3 separate regions of the Homo sapiens genome follow, and regions 2 and 3 are each linked to region 1. Evidence: chromatin loops called from intact Hi-C (ENCODE). Cell type or tissue: heart left ventricle. All regions are shown on one strand. Region 1 overlaps NFKB1-AS1 (NFKB1 antisense RNA 1). Region 2 holds the start of LOC105377347 (a long non-coding RNA gene). Region 3 overlaps NFKB1 (nuclear factor kappa B subunit 1).

What was found. Peaks named below come from ENCODE experiments on the same cell type or tissue, not always from the same donor. Only the 100,000 strongest peaks of a DNase experiment are listed, where the experiment ranks them.
Region 2: a loop joins it to region 1, with 4 times the contacts of the local background. A loop is called at or near these places in 80 of 110 quality-filtered maps.
Region 3: it touches region 1 in a loop (3-fold over the local background); 87 of 110 quality-filtered maps call a loop at or near these places.

Annotation. Positions count from the first base shown.
Region 1 is chr4:102,447,691-102,451,690 of GRCh38, reverse strand. It overlaps NFKB1-AS1 (NFKB1 antisense RNA 1), which reads left to right. Exons shown (of 5, transcript NR_136202.1): 2 at 1,624-1,760. Among named protein-coding and RNA genes, the nearest start is that of NFKB1, 52 kb to the left of the region's middle. In heart left ventricle, a CTCF peak has its summit at 1,739 (motif pointing left); no DNase peak of the experiment used is centred here.
Region 2 is chr4:102,618,914-102,622,913 of GRCh38, reverse strand. It overlaps LOC105377347 (a long non-coding RNA gene), which reads left to right and starts at 1,812. Exons shown (of 2, transcript XR_007058205.1): 1 at 1,812-1,873. In heart left ventricle, a CTCF peak has its summit at 2,104 (motif pointing left); no DNase peak of the experiment used is centred here; H3K4me3 peaks cover 250 bases.
Region 3 is chr4:102,612,887-102,616,886 of GRCh38, reverse strand. NFKB1 (nuclear factor kappa B subunit 1) reads right to left here. Exons shown (of 24, transcript NM_003998.4): 23 at 3,306-3,462; 24 at 1-453. The coding sequence ends at 293. All of the region lies in intron 1 of LOC105377347 (a long non-coding RNA gene), which reads left to right. Among named protein-coding and RNA genes, the nearest start is that of NFKB1-AS1, 110 kb to the right of the region's middle. In heart left ventricle, no CTCF peak of the experiment used is centred here; a DNase peak (open chromatin) is centred at 1,886; H3K27ac peaks cover 1,229 bases.

The DNA.
Region 1 (4,000 bases):
CGGGAGGCTGAGGCAGGAGAATGGCGTGAACCCGGGAGGCGGAGCCTGCAGTGAGCAGAGATTGTGCGGCTGCACTCCAGCCTGGGTGACAGAGCGAGACTCTGTCTCAGAAAAAAAAAAAAAAAAAGAAAGAAAGAAATATTTACTGAGTTTTCATACTCTGTAGTTGGCACCATACCAAACCCTTAGCAAATATAATGATGTGTGAAGGAAATTGTTTATAGAGACAGTTCTGGAACTACACTTTAGTCATATGCCTCTCAGTTAAAATCCAGGCTCTCCTTTGTCTTTCTCACTCTGTTCTTTGAAGATGCAGATAAGTTCTGTATATTCCCACTACTGAAGATTTTTTTTAAAAACTTTTATTTTAGGTTCAGGGGTACATGTGCAAGTTTCTTTTATAGATAAATTATGTGTCACAGGAGTTTGGTGTACAGATTATTTCATCACCCAGGTAATAAACATAGTACCTGATCCTTACCCTCCTCCCATCCTCCACCCTCAAGTAGGCCCCAGTGTCTATTGTTCCTTTCTTTGTGTCTATATTTAATCAACACTTAATTCCCACTTATAAGTGAGAACATGTGGTATTTGGTTTTCTGTTCCTGTGTTAGTTTGCTTAGGATACTGGCTTCCAGCTCCATCTAAGTTGCTGCAAAGGACATGGTCACGTTCTTTTTTATGGCTCTATAGTACTCCATAGTGTATATGTAGTACATTTTCTTTATGCAATCCACCGTTGATGGGCACTTAGGTTGATTCCATGTTTTTGCCCTTGTGAATAGTGCTATGAAGAACATATGCGTGCATGTGTCTTCATGGTAGAACAATTTATTTAACATATTCCTTTGGGTATATACTCAATAATGGGATTGCTGGGTCGAATGGCAATTCTGTTTTAAGTTATTTGAGAAATCGTCAAACTGCTTTCCACAATGTCCAAACTAATTTACATTCCCACCAAGAGTGTATAAACATTCCCTTTTCCCTGCAACCTCACTAGCATCTGTTATTTTTTGACTTTTTATCAATAGCCATTCTGACTGGTGTGTGATGGTATCTCATTGTGGTTTTGATTTGCATTTCTGTAATGATAAGTGATGTTGAGCATTTTTTCATATCCTTGTTGATCACAAGTATGTCTTTCGAAGTGTCTGTTCATGTCCTTTACCCACGTTTTAAAATGGAGTTGTTTGGTTTTTTTGCTTAAATTCCTTATAGATTCTGGATATTAGACCTTTTTCAGATGCATAGTTTGCAAATATTTTATCCCATTCCGTAGGTTGTCTGTTTATTCTGTTGATAGTTTCTTTTGCTGTTCAGAAGCACTTTATTTTAATTAGGTCCCATTTGTCAATTTTTGTTTTTGTTGCAATTGCTTTGGCGTCTTCATCATGAAATCTTTGCCGGATCCTATATCCGGAATAGTATTTCCTAGGTTATCTTCCAGGGTTTTTGTAGTTTTAGGTTTTTTAAGTCTTTAAATCCACCTTGAGTTAATTTTTGTATATGGCTACCCAAGATTTTAAGATTTAATAGAACACCAATGACACCAGATTTATTTTGCTTTCAAGTATAATATTGTGTTATAATATTGTCCCAATGCCTTTTTAATCCGAACAGACTCCTGCCACCTTATGCTTGTCACCAACCCTTCTCCTCCAAATCTGATACACCAGACTTTCTGAGAACCTGTGCTTTAATGAGTAAACTCACACAGCTGCAACAAATGCTGCCACCTCCTGGCATCTTTTAAAAAGGTAAAATCTGGTAAGCAAAGACTTGGTTCAGATGCTCTTTGTGAATATACATGGCCCTTCATGTACTTATTCTCCCTTCTTGCTGAGAGTTATCCATTTTTGGGGAAGCAAAATAATCTTGAGTAGGTCATCTGTTCTCTTAGTATGTCTAACCTGTTAGGATTTTGAAACTTTCTGGTGATTCTGTTTTGCCATTTAATATGCAGCAGGGCGGTAGTTCATGCTCATGAGGAAAAAAAAAGATGAACTCTTTGATGAGTATAAGTTTTTCTACTATCTGTACTATACATACAAATTTGAGGCAGAAGCCATGACATTCACCTGGAGAACTTGGCCACACTAAGCCAAAATTAAATGAAACATTTCTTGCCACTTTCCTATTTGCTTTAATTTTAATTGAAATGACCCAGTAACATTTGCAATAAGGTAGCTAGCTGCTGGTAAACTATGCCATGCATATGAAAACCTTTAAAATTTTATTACTAGTTCATATAAAATAGAGCAATGCTAATTCACTGGATTAAATTGCCAATTATTTTTAAAGTGTAAACAGGCCAGGCGCGGTGGCTCACGCCTGTAATCCCAGCACTTTGGGAGGCCAAGGCAGGTGGATCACGAGGTCAGGAGTTCAAGACCAGCCTGGCCAAGATGGCGAAACCCTGTCTCTACTAAAAATACAAAAATTAGCCGGGCGCGGTGGCAGGTGCCTGTAATCCCAGCTACTTGGGAGGCTGAAGCAGGAGAATTACTTGAACCTGGGCGGTGGAGGTTGCAGTGAGCCGAGATTACACCACTACACTCCAGCCTGGGCAGTAGAGTGAGATTTCATCTAAAAAAAAAAAAGTGTAAACAATCTGAATTGAGGCATTCTTAAAAATGTTACATCAAGAAAAACTTAACACGAGAAGCATGATTGATACATTTTGAATTGTGAATGACAAAAGTTCTTGTAAGCCCTGTGCTTATTACTTGCTTGAAAGAACAGTCGAAAGTAGATTGATCAAGGGTAGTTTTTTTTTTTTTTTTTTTTTTTTTTTTTTAAGACAGGGTCTCACTCTGTCATCCAGGCTGGAGTGCAGTGGCGCAATCTCAGCTCACTGCAACCTCCACCTTCTGGGCTCCAGTGATCCTCCCACCTCAGCCTCTTGAGTAGCTGGGACCACGGGAGCATGGCACCATGCCTGGCTAATTTTTGTATTTTTTTGTAGATATGGGGTTTTACCATGTTGTCCAGGCTGGACTCGAACTCCTTAGCTCAAGCGATCTGCTTACCTCAGCCTCCCAAGTGTACTTTTTGCTTTAGTTACTGTTGAATGTTTAGTACCCGCCATAAGGCCTAGCATATAGTAAGCTCAATGATGTTGATTGAATGAACAATTAATTCCTAACTCTTCTTCACATTAATTTATGAAATGGTGTTTAAACTTAACAGTGGATATAACCTTTACAATAAGCAAATGTGTTTTTGCTGGTCAAAGTGTGGTTCAGGGGTCAGCAGCATTGGCATCACCAAGGAGCTTGTGAGATTTACTGAATCTCAGGCTCTACCCCAGAAGTACTGAATCAGAATCTGCATTTTAATAAGATCCCCAGGTGATTCATATGCACGTTAGAGTCTCGGAAGCATGGCTTTAAAGGACATAAGCTGCCATTGTTATTTCCATTTTCCATGTAGCTATAGAATTTATTGTCCCATAGATTTCTGTTTTCCTAAATAAAATTATTCTGTGACCAGACTTCTCACTACTTTCTGACTGAGTCTATGCAAAATAAATTTTTCACATCTTTGTTTCCTTCTTTCTTTTCTAAGGTTGCTCAGGCTTAGAAACTGTGTGAATTCCTACTCCTGAGCTGTGAATCAGGGGGCTTTTTTTTTTTTGGAGACGGAGTTTTTGCTCTTGTTGCACAGGGTGGAGTGCAATGGTGTGGTCTCAGCTCACTGCAACCTCCGCCTCCTGGGTTCAAACAACTCTCCTGTCTCAGCCTCCTGAGTAGCTGGGATTACAGGCGCCTGCCACCACACCTGGCTAATTTTTTGTGTTTTTAGTAGAGATGGGGTTTCATCATGTTGGCCAGGCTGGACTTGAACTCCTGACCTCAGGTGATCCACCCGCTTCGGCCTCACAAATGGCATGGTGGCTCACGCCTGTAATCAGAGGGCTTTTTATAAAGGAAACTCCCTTCTAGGGGTCCTTGATTAAAAACTTTTTAAATGATTGAACCAGTGGTTGGCTATGAAG
Region 2 (4,000 bases), 170 kb before region 1:
AACTACGGAGCATAGAGGTTGGAGAGCAGAGATCTCTGTGAATCAGTGCGAGGGCAACAAGATATAGCTGCTATACCTCTTCCCCAGCCTACCTGCCCTCATATCCTTGATCATCTCTGAGGATTTCCTTAAGAAAAACTGTGACTTTGTGCTTACAATGCAATCTTCATGCTTAATCCTACGAAATGATCTTGCCTTTAGTGATGGCCATTTACCATGATTGCAGGTGACTTTCAGAGTGAATATCTGCATACAAGTTGCAACTAGAAAGAACCTTATGGCTCAGCCTCCCTCAGTGAAGGGATTATTACCTGTGCCAAAGGCTGTGACCTGTTCCAAAATCAACAGCTCTCTTAATACTGGGAACAGAAGTAGACCACCCTTCTATCTTCACTGCTCTTAGTGTGACCAAGGGACTGAAGTTTTTCTCCAGCACAACATGAGAGGAGGTGACACATTCAAAACTCCCTCACATACTTCTCTCAACATTTTTCTCCTGGCTGACTGGGGCTATCGCCCCTAGCAAGACCTTAGGAGCCAAGCGTTGGAGGAAGAATGACTGTCAGCCTGGATCCATGTGTGGCTAAGTGGAAGAGAGACACTACTCACCCCTGACCCTGCTGCAGTGTTGTTACTGGAGTCAAGTGATCCTGCAGTCATGCCTCTCATGTGTCTCAGTTTCCCCATGACCACCCATTGTAGTGCCTGGCAAGCAACAGATGCCCAAGAAATCTTGATTGAACACATATCTTTATTCTTTGAAGACTCTTGTGATAGTTCAATGAAATAATCACTTTGGAAAGAGGTATCAACGTGGAAAAGCTAGTTGACAGAAGTAAGATGATGCTATCTCAGCCCCTTCCTCCCTTTCATCTTAAGAAGCTTGAACAACTTGTGGAACTATTCATTTGTCCAGGGTAACAGAAAAAGGCTATTGTGGACATAATGAAATCCATGGTAATTGAAGGAGATCCATTTAATTTCAAGCCTCTCCTCAGTGTCTCCCCCAATTCCAAAACCAAATGACAAACCTGGAAAACCAATGGACAGGAACTTGTAGTCTCTAGGATTGGTATTTACATGAAGCAGCCAGCCACAGTGAGGCCAATGGAGAAGAGACACTCTCACTTTGTAGGCATTCAGAAAAACTTGGATAGTTTAGGAAGGTGATCTTTAAGATCTTAACCAACCCCAAGTTCTGTGATCTTCAAGAAAATAAACAGAATTTTAGTTTCATCCTCTTTTGACTCCTGTGCCTCCCATGTCCATTCCCTGGGGAAGCACAAGTCAGAAACAGAATTTCCCCCAAAAGCACAAAATAGGAGGCTGAAAGAAATGCAATAACTTCCAGTCAATGAATAATTCATATTTAAGGCATCCTTGCCTTTTATTAGGGGGAAAATCAAGTCTCCAAGCAATATGTCCTCTTAGTTATACTTTGGGTTCATTTTGCATTTTGGTTGGGTACGTGACGACTCCATCATCTTTGTACAGGACTGTATGCATTTTTCTTTCTCTTTTAAATAAAGCATGTTTTTGTCAAAGGACTGCAAACCTCACTAAAGAATAGTCTTTGGAATCAGATGGGCCGGCATTTGAATCTGGGGCGAGTTATTTAATAACTTCAGATCATTCATTTCCTTTTTATAAACTGGGGTTAAATATATACCTAATAGGGGTGTCTTGAGAATTATCATTAGAAATTATTAATCCAAAAGGGCTGGCATGTAATAAATGCTCCATGCTGGCTGGATCTTTCCCCTCCTCCTTTTTTCCTGTTAAAATGTACAAAGTCCAGTTTGTGCAGCTGCATTCCATAGTGGTGACCAGGAACGTCTGTGCCACATTCAGCTACTTCAGAAGACGCAGATAGGTAAATGAGCAGCAGCAGGGCTTCGTTCTGCTGAAAAGAAAGACCGCTGATCCTGAAAAAGTCTGGGTTATGCCTGCAGAGTATAGAAACCTCAAAAATGACTGAAGTTCTGAGGAAGCTATTTTTAAATGGCCTCCTGCTGTGACACAAGCTTTCTGGGAAGGTTTATTTCAGGCCCATTATAGCTTTCCACCTGATCTCCTGCATTCCTTTTGGTTTATCTCCATCTGCTGGTACAATATGAAAGATACTTTCACAGAGACCCAGACAGCACTGGTGGCCTTGCTGTTGCAGCACCACACAGAGGTTCAGGCCAGCACTGAGATCTGGGAGGAAGAGTAAGTTTTTGGGACAGAAGAGAAATGGGGCTTCTTATGAAAGAAGGGGAATGTGATTTTTCTATCTTGGCATGAGTTGCTTAGTTGTTCCTCCTCCTCAAGTCAGCTTCACTTCAAGTGAACTTCTGGTAGGTGAGCTGTCAAGTTGGAAGCCTGGAGCATGGTGACAATCCACTCCACACTTAAGGCTTAAAACCTCAACCATTATTTAATTTGCTCACGAATCTGCAATGTGGGCAGGGCTCTGCAGAACAGCTTGTCTCTATTCTGGGCAGCATCAGCTGAGGCAGTTTGAGGGCTAGATGGGGTGACTCAATGGCTGAGGGCTGGAATCTTCTGAAAGCTTCACTCCCTTACACATCTCTTGGTTGATGGTGGCATCAGCTGAGGCAGTTTGAGGGCTAGATGGGGTGACTCAATGGCTGAGGGCTGGAATCTTCTGAAAGCTTCACTCCCTTACACATCTCTTGGTTGATGGTGGCATCAGCTGAGGCAGTTTGAGGGCTAGATGGGGTGACTCAATGGCTGAGGGCTGGAATCTTCTGAAAGCTTCACTCCCTTACACATCTCTTGGTTGATGCTGGCATCAGCCAGGGCCTCAGTAAGTCTGTGGACTGAACACCTGCACTTGGTTCCTCCATGTGGCCACTTGGCTCCCTCAGAACACAATGACCAGCTTCTAAGACAGAGGGCACAGCACGATGGGGGTAGAAGTTGTATTCCATTTTATGACTTAACCTTGGAAGTCACTTAGCATCTCCTCCGTCCTTGTCACTTTTGCTTAGATTCTCAGAGAAGGAACCCAGGCCCCTCCCCTCAGTGGGAGGAGTGTCAGCCTCATGTTGTAGGTCAGGAGGCTTTGTAGTGGCCAGCTGGAAAACAATGATCTGCCACAGAAAGGAACCCGCAGAGGTGTGGAGGCATGGGCTGCTTGTTGGAAAATTAAGAATTGAGGAAAATCAGAGCTGTATTTTTTCACTTTACAGTGGGGCTGGGTAGGGGCTGGGTAGGGGTGGAGAAATGGCAATGTAATAGAAAACATAAGTAGGATTCTCCTTGAGATTCTATTTATTTGGGAGGTGCTGTAAAATGAAGAACCTAAACTGCTTTTATACCAGTGAAAAGTTTTGCTTAGAAAAGCCTTCCCTATATCAAGATTATTTATCAATCAATGACGTCTAGTACTTCTAATATTTTTATGGCTTAATTTTTGATATATTTGGAAATTATTTTGATGAAAGGAGGGAGGCAGGTGTTCAGATGGATTGTTTTTAAGTGATTAGCCGGTTGGGACCTCTGTTGATTGAGTGATATGGTTTGGCTGTGTCCCCACTCAAATCTCATCTTGAATTATAGCTTCCACAATTCCCACGTGTTGTGGGAGGGACCTGGTGGGAGATAATTGAATCATGAGGGCAGTTTCCTCCATACTGTTCTCGTAGTAGTAAGTCTCATGAGATCTGATGGTTTTGTAAGGGGAAACCCCTTTCGCTTGTCTCTCATTTTCTTTTTGCCTGATGCCATGTAAGATGTGTCTTTCACCTTCCGCCGTGATTGTGAGACCTCCCCAAACACGTCGAATTGTGAGTCTATTGAACCTCTTTTTCTTTATAAATTACCCAGTCTCGGGTATGTCTTTATCAGCATTTATCAGACTAATACATTGAGTAATCATCTTTTTCTCATTGATTTGAAATTTTACTGTATCATATACTAAATTCCTATATATTTTGGAGCCTACTTCTGGACTCAAATGATTTTTATCTGCCTTCTCATCAGGATAATATCC
Region 3 (4,000 bases), 170 kb before region 1:
AGCAGCTGTGATCCAGCAGCAGCTGGCAAAGCTTAGTAAGCAACCTCATCCCCAGATGCATCCGCTCAGCCAGTGTTGTGATTGCTAGATACTATCTGTAAGTGAACCAAACTAAAATTCATTTATGAACCAAGAAAGGAAGCCAAGTTGAAAAGGTCTCGAGTTAAATCGAGAATGATTCAGGCGGGCCGGCTCTCTGAGCACCTTTGGATGCACTTCAGCTTCTGTCTTGTGGACAACGCAGTGGAATTTTAGGGCTTTGGTTTACACGGTGTGGGAAATTGTCAGCAGGCTAAATTTTGCCTTCTAGAGGTCCTTCCTGCCCATAATCATGGGGCATTTTGTTGAGAGTTAGCAGTGAGGCACCACTGGTCAGAGACTCGGTAAAGCTGAGTTTGCGGAAGGATGTCTCCACGCCGCTGTCGCAGACACTGTCACTGTCTCGGAGCTCGTCTGAGGGGAGAAAGCACAAATTCACTGGGGGAATGGCCGGGCTCTAAAAAGCTCATGGACTATTCTGTGGACAACTCTTGCCCACTGGCTTCTGCCAGCCACACATCCCACCTATGCCACCCTCACTGTCATGACTGCTCACCGTGGTGGGAAGGGCAGAAGATACTTGGGACATACTGTGAGGATGTTATTAGCCAAATGTCAGAATTAGCCAAATGCTTTCACATCTTCCTGCAATCTAGTCTTGTGTTTATGAGAATCCTTTCTGAATTCTCTTGACTCACAGTGGACCTTTTTTTCCCTTAGAAATCAAGTGTAGTTTTCCAACCACTGTATTATCTATTTCATAGCTGGGGAAACTGCTGAACCTCAGCAAAATAAATTGGTGACAGAAGCAAGAACTAAAAATGAGATCTCTCTCTGGGCCTCATATGCTATTACAGCATACATTGCCTTGAAAACATTTTTGGTAGCAATAAAAGTAAAATGATTTTGGTGAAAATGAGTCTATACTGGAAAATCAGGTTGAATTCCCTTTGTTTATAAGTGTCCTTAGGGATATGACCAAGACAAATTATTTCCTATACAGTGAGGAAGGAAACAGAAGTCTAACATACACTAATCAAAATGCTATCTTCTTATGTACCAAATTCCAATATTAGAATATTAAGACTTTAATGCCAGTGGCACGACTATCATTTTGGTATTGACTGATTTGTTTAATCAACCAATCTTTATTTGGTGTCTATTATGGGTTACAAACTATGCGATATCCTAAAAATAACTACAAATTAAGGGCTTAATGCTTAGGTATTTACTTTTTAAAAAAATGTTAAGTATTTGCTTTTTTTCTTTTTTAATATCTGTGCAGAAGGAGCACTGGGCTGTGACTCAGGAGATCTGGGTTGTTTTCCGGCGGATACATTATTCCTTTCTCAAGTGCGGACAATGACGTCTGCCCTTGCTCCCCTGGGAAGGCCCCCTGGCAGGGTGAGATGGGTGCTGAAACTGAGTGGCAAGAAAGAGCCAGCCAATTAAGAGCTTTCCAGGGAATGGGAAGAAACAGTCAAAAGGTTGGTCAGACTAGTGAGCCAGGGGAGCAGAGAAAACACTTGGGAATGGAGGCGCAGTGTGGAGGAAGAGCTTCCACAGCAATGTTTAAGAAAGCAAACGAGTAAAGCAGGGACACAGTTTTATCTTTAAAACCTCGAACACTGCTAGGCACACAGTGTATGCTGGATCAGGATTTGCTGAATGAATGACTGAATGAACTGAAGGGCATAACCCAGAATTAATACAATGTCACTGATTTTTTAGAAGAATCATACCGTCTGTTGGGCAGAGAATGGACTGAAGGGAGGTGGACAGGAAGGAAACAAGGGGACTGAGTAGGAGCCGTGCAAGAATTTGGGCAGGAAATGACGGCAGGCTGGCCTGGGGCGGTGGTTGCAGACAGGATGACACTCGATGCGTCGCATACGAAGTGATTAGTGGCAGAAAGGACTCCTGAGGAATTCTTGGGTTTTGTCTTAATCTCCTGGAAGATGGCAGCGCTTCTGACAGATGTAGCCAGTATTGGGCTTGGGTGAGGTACCAAGCAGGGAGGGTTTAGGACTGACCCTGGAGGGCTGTGACTTTAAAAGGTGAGTGTAGAAGAGCCAGCCAGGGGAGTGTGCTGTGGAGGAGCCAGGAATGGAGACGGTCTGAAGTTGAAGGTAGGCGTCAACCATGACACACTCTGCAAGTGGTCAAGGTGAAAAGGAGGTGACCAGATCTGGCAATGTGGAGGTGACCGGTCACTGTGAGGACAGCAGGCCTGGTGGAGCGGTGGGGATGCGATCCCAACTGCAGGAGGCCAAGCAGAGGGTGGAAGGTGGCAAGCTGGAAAGAATAACTCTAAAAAATTCTTTGAAGGAGCTCTGCTATGTATGGGAATAGAGCAATTGGACTGTAGCTAAATGGGATGTGGGATCAAGAGGGTGATTGTTTCGGTGTGTTTTGTTTTTAAAGATGAGGAAATCATGAAATGCTTGCTAGGTGACCTAGTCGGAGAGTGGGGAGGAGGAACGGCTAGTACAGGAGAGAGAGGTAAGAATTAACAGGAACAACAACCTAGTAAAGGTGAGGGGGTTAGACTCAGGGGAGAGGTGGCTCCTCAGCTGGGCAAAGAAATTTAACCCACCAAGTCCGGATGGAAGGCTGCCAATGTGGGCACAGGCACAGGTGGGCTGGCACTTGGTGCAAAGGTGAGAGGGTTCTGGTTTCTTCTGTTTTCAACAGAGTGTGAAGCAAGGGTGTTGCATGAGTAAGGGGAGGGAAGGAGTGTTGGGGGTTTAGAAATAGAAAGCATGGAATCATCATTTACAGAGTGGGAGAATAAAATTGTAGGAAATATAGGATTACTGGGCTGGGTTGAGAGTCCATTTCATATGGTTGCGAGACTTTTGGTGGCATGACACGTAGTCCCATATATGGTGGGGGACAAGGTCAGTGTCATAAGCTTGAGAGAGGAGGCAAAGGAAGAAGGAGATGGTTCTCTCTTTAAGGTAAATATTATTTCTCTCATGTGTTAAATTTAATCACCCACATCATGTTGTTTTTAGTATTTATTGTATTATTTAGTGTTTACTAAGTAGTTCATGTGTCAATGTGATTTTCCAAGGGTACGACCCCCTCATCTGAATGGTACTATCAAGAGAGGCAGAGGGTGAGCCCAGGGGGTAGAGAGACACACAGGGAAGTGTATCCAGAAAACGAGAAAGAAAACTGCCACACCATATCCAAAAAGAGCTGAAGACACCAGCCTGGGGGAGCTGGAAAATATCTCCACTGTCTTTTGTCTTTTTTTTTACCTATTTGCTGCCTTGTGGAGGCAGGCGAGAGAGGCAGCGAGTGGGCCTGAGAGGTGGTCTTCACTGGGCTGGAGGCTGCCTGGATCACTTCAATTGCTTCGGTGTAGCCCATTTGTCTCAGGGCCTCCACCAGCTCTCTGACTGTACCCCCAGAGACCTGTGAGAAAGAAAGGAAGGAGGAGCATGTTCTTGTGTTCGAGTCCCAGTGCAGGCTGTAAGCACTGACAGCCCACCCTTCCCTCTTCCATGCTGCCTCCTCCACTCAGGAGCCAGGAGGAAATGGAAAGGGCAGAGAAGAGCGACTAAGAAAATACAGTCTTCGAATCAAGTTTCCTGTTTCGGCTCAAAGACCACTCAGGAAATCACAGAGAAGTGGTTTGTAGTAAGCAGAGAGAGAGACAGCGAGAGAAGCGCTGAGGCAGTGAAACTCTGCCTACAGTGACGTCTACACAGTCTCCCTCTGTAAGCTGAAGCTCTGAAATCCATGCAGAAACAAAAGCTAACCATGAAATTTTCAACAGAAAACTTCACCCCATGCTTTTCTACATTTTATTTTTAGAAATGAAAAAAAAAAATCCCCGGGTAATGGCTCCACTAGGAGTCACCTCACAGAACATGACTCAATGCCCTGCCATGGGGTAAGGTGTGTTCTTGGGGACAGGAAGCTACACGTTGATTACAGTCGATTGTTTGCT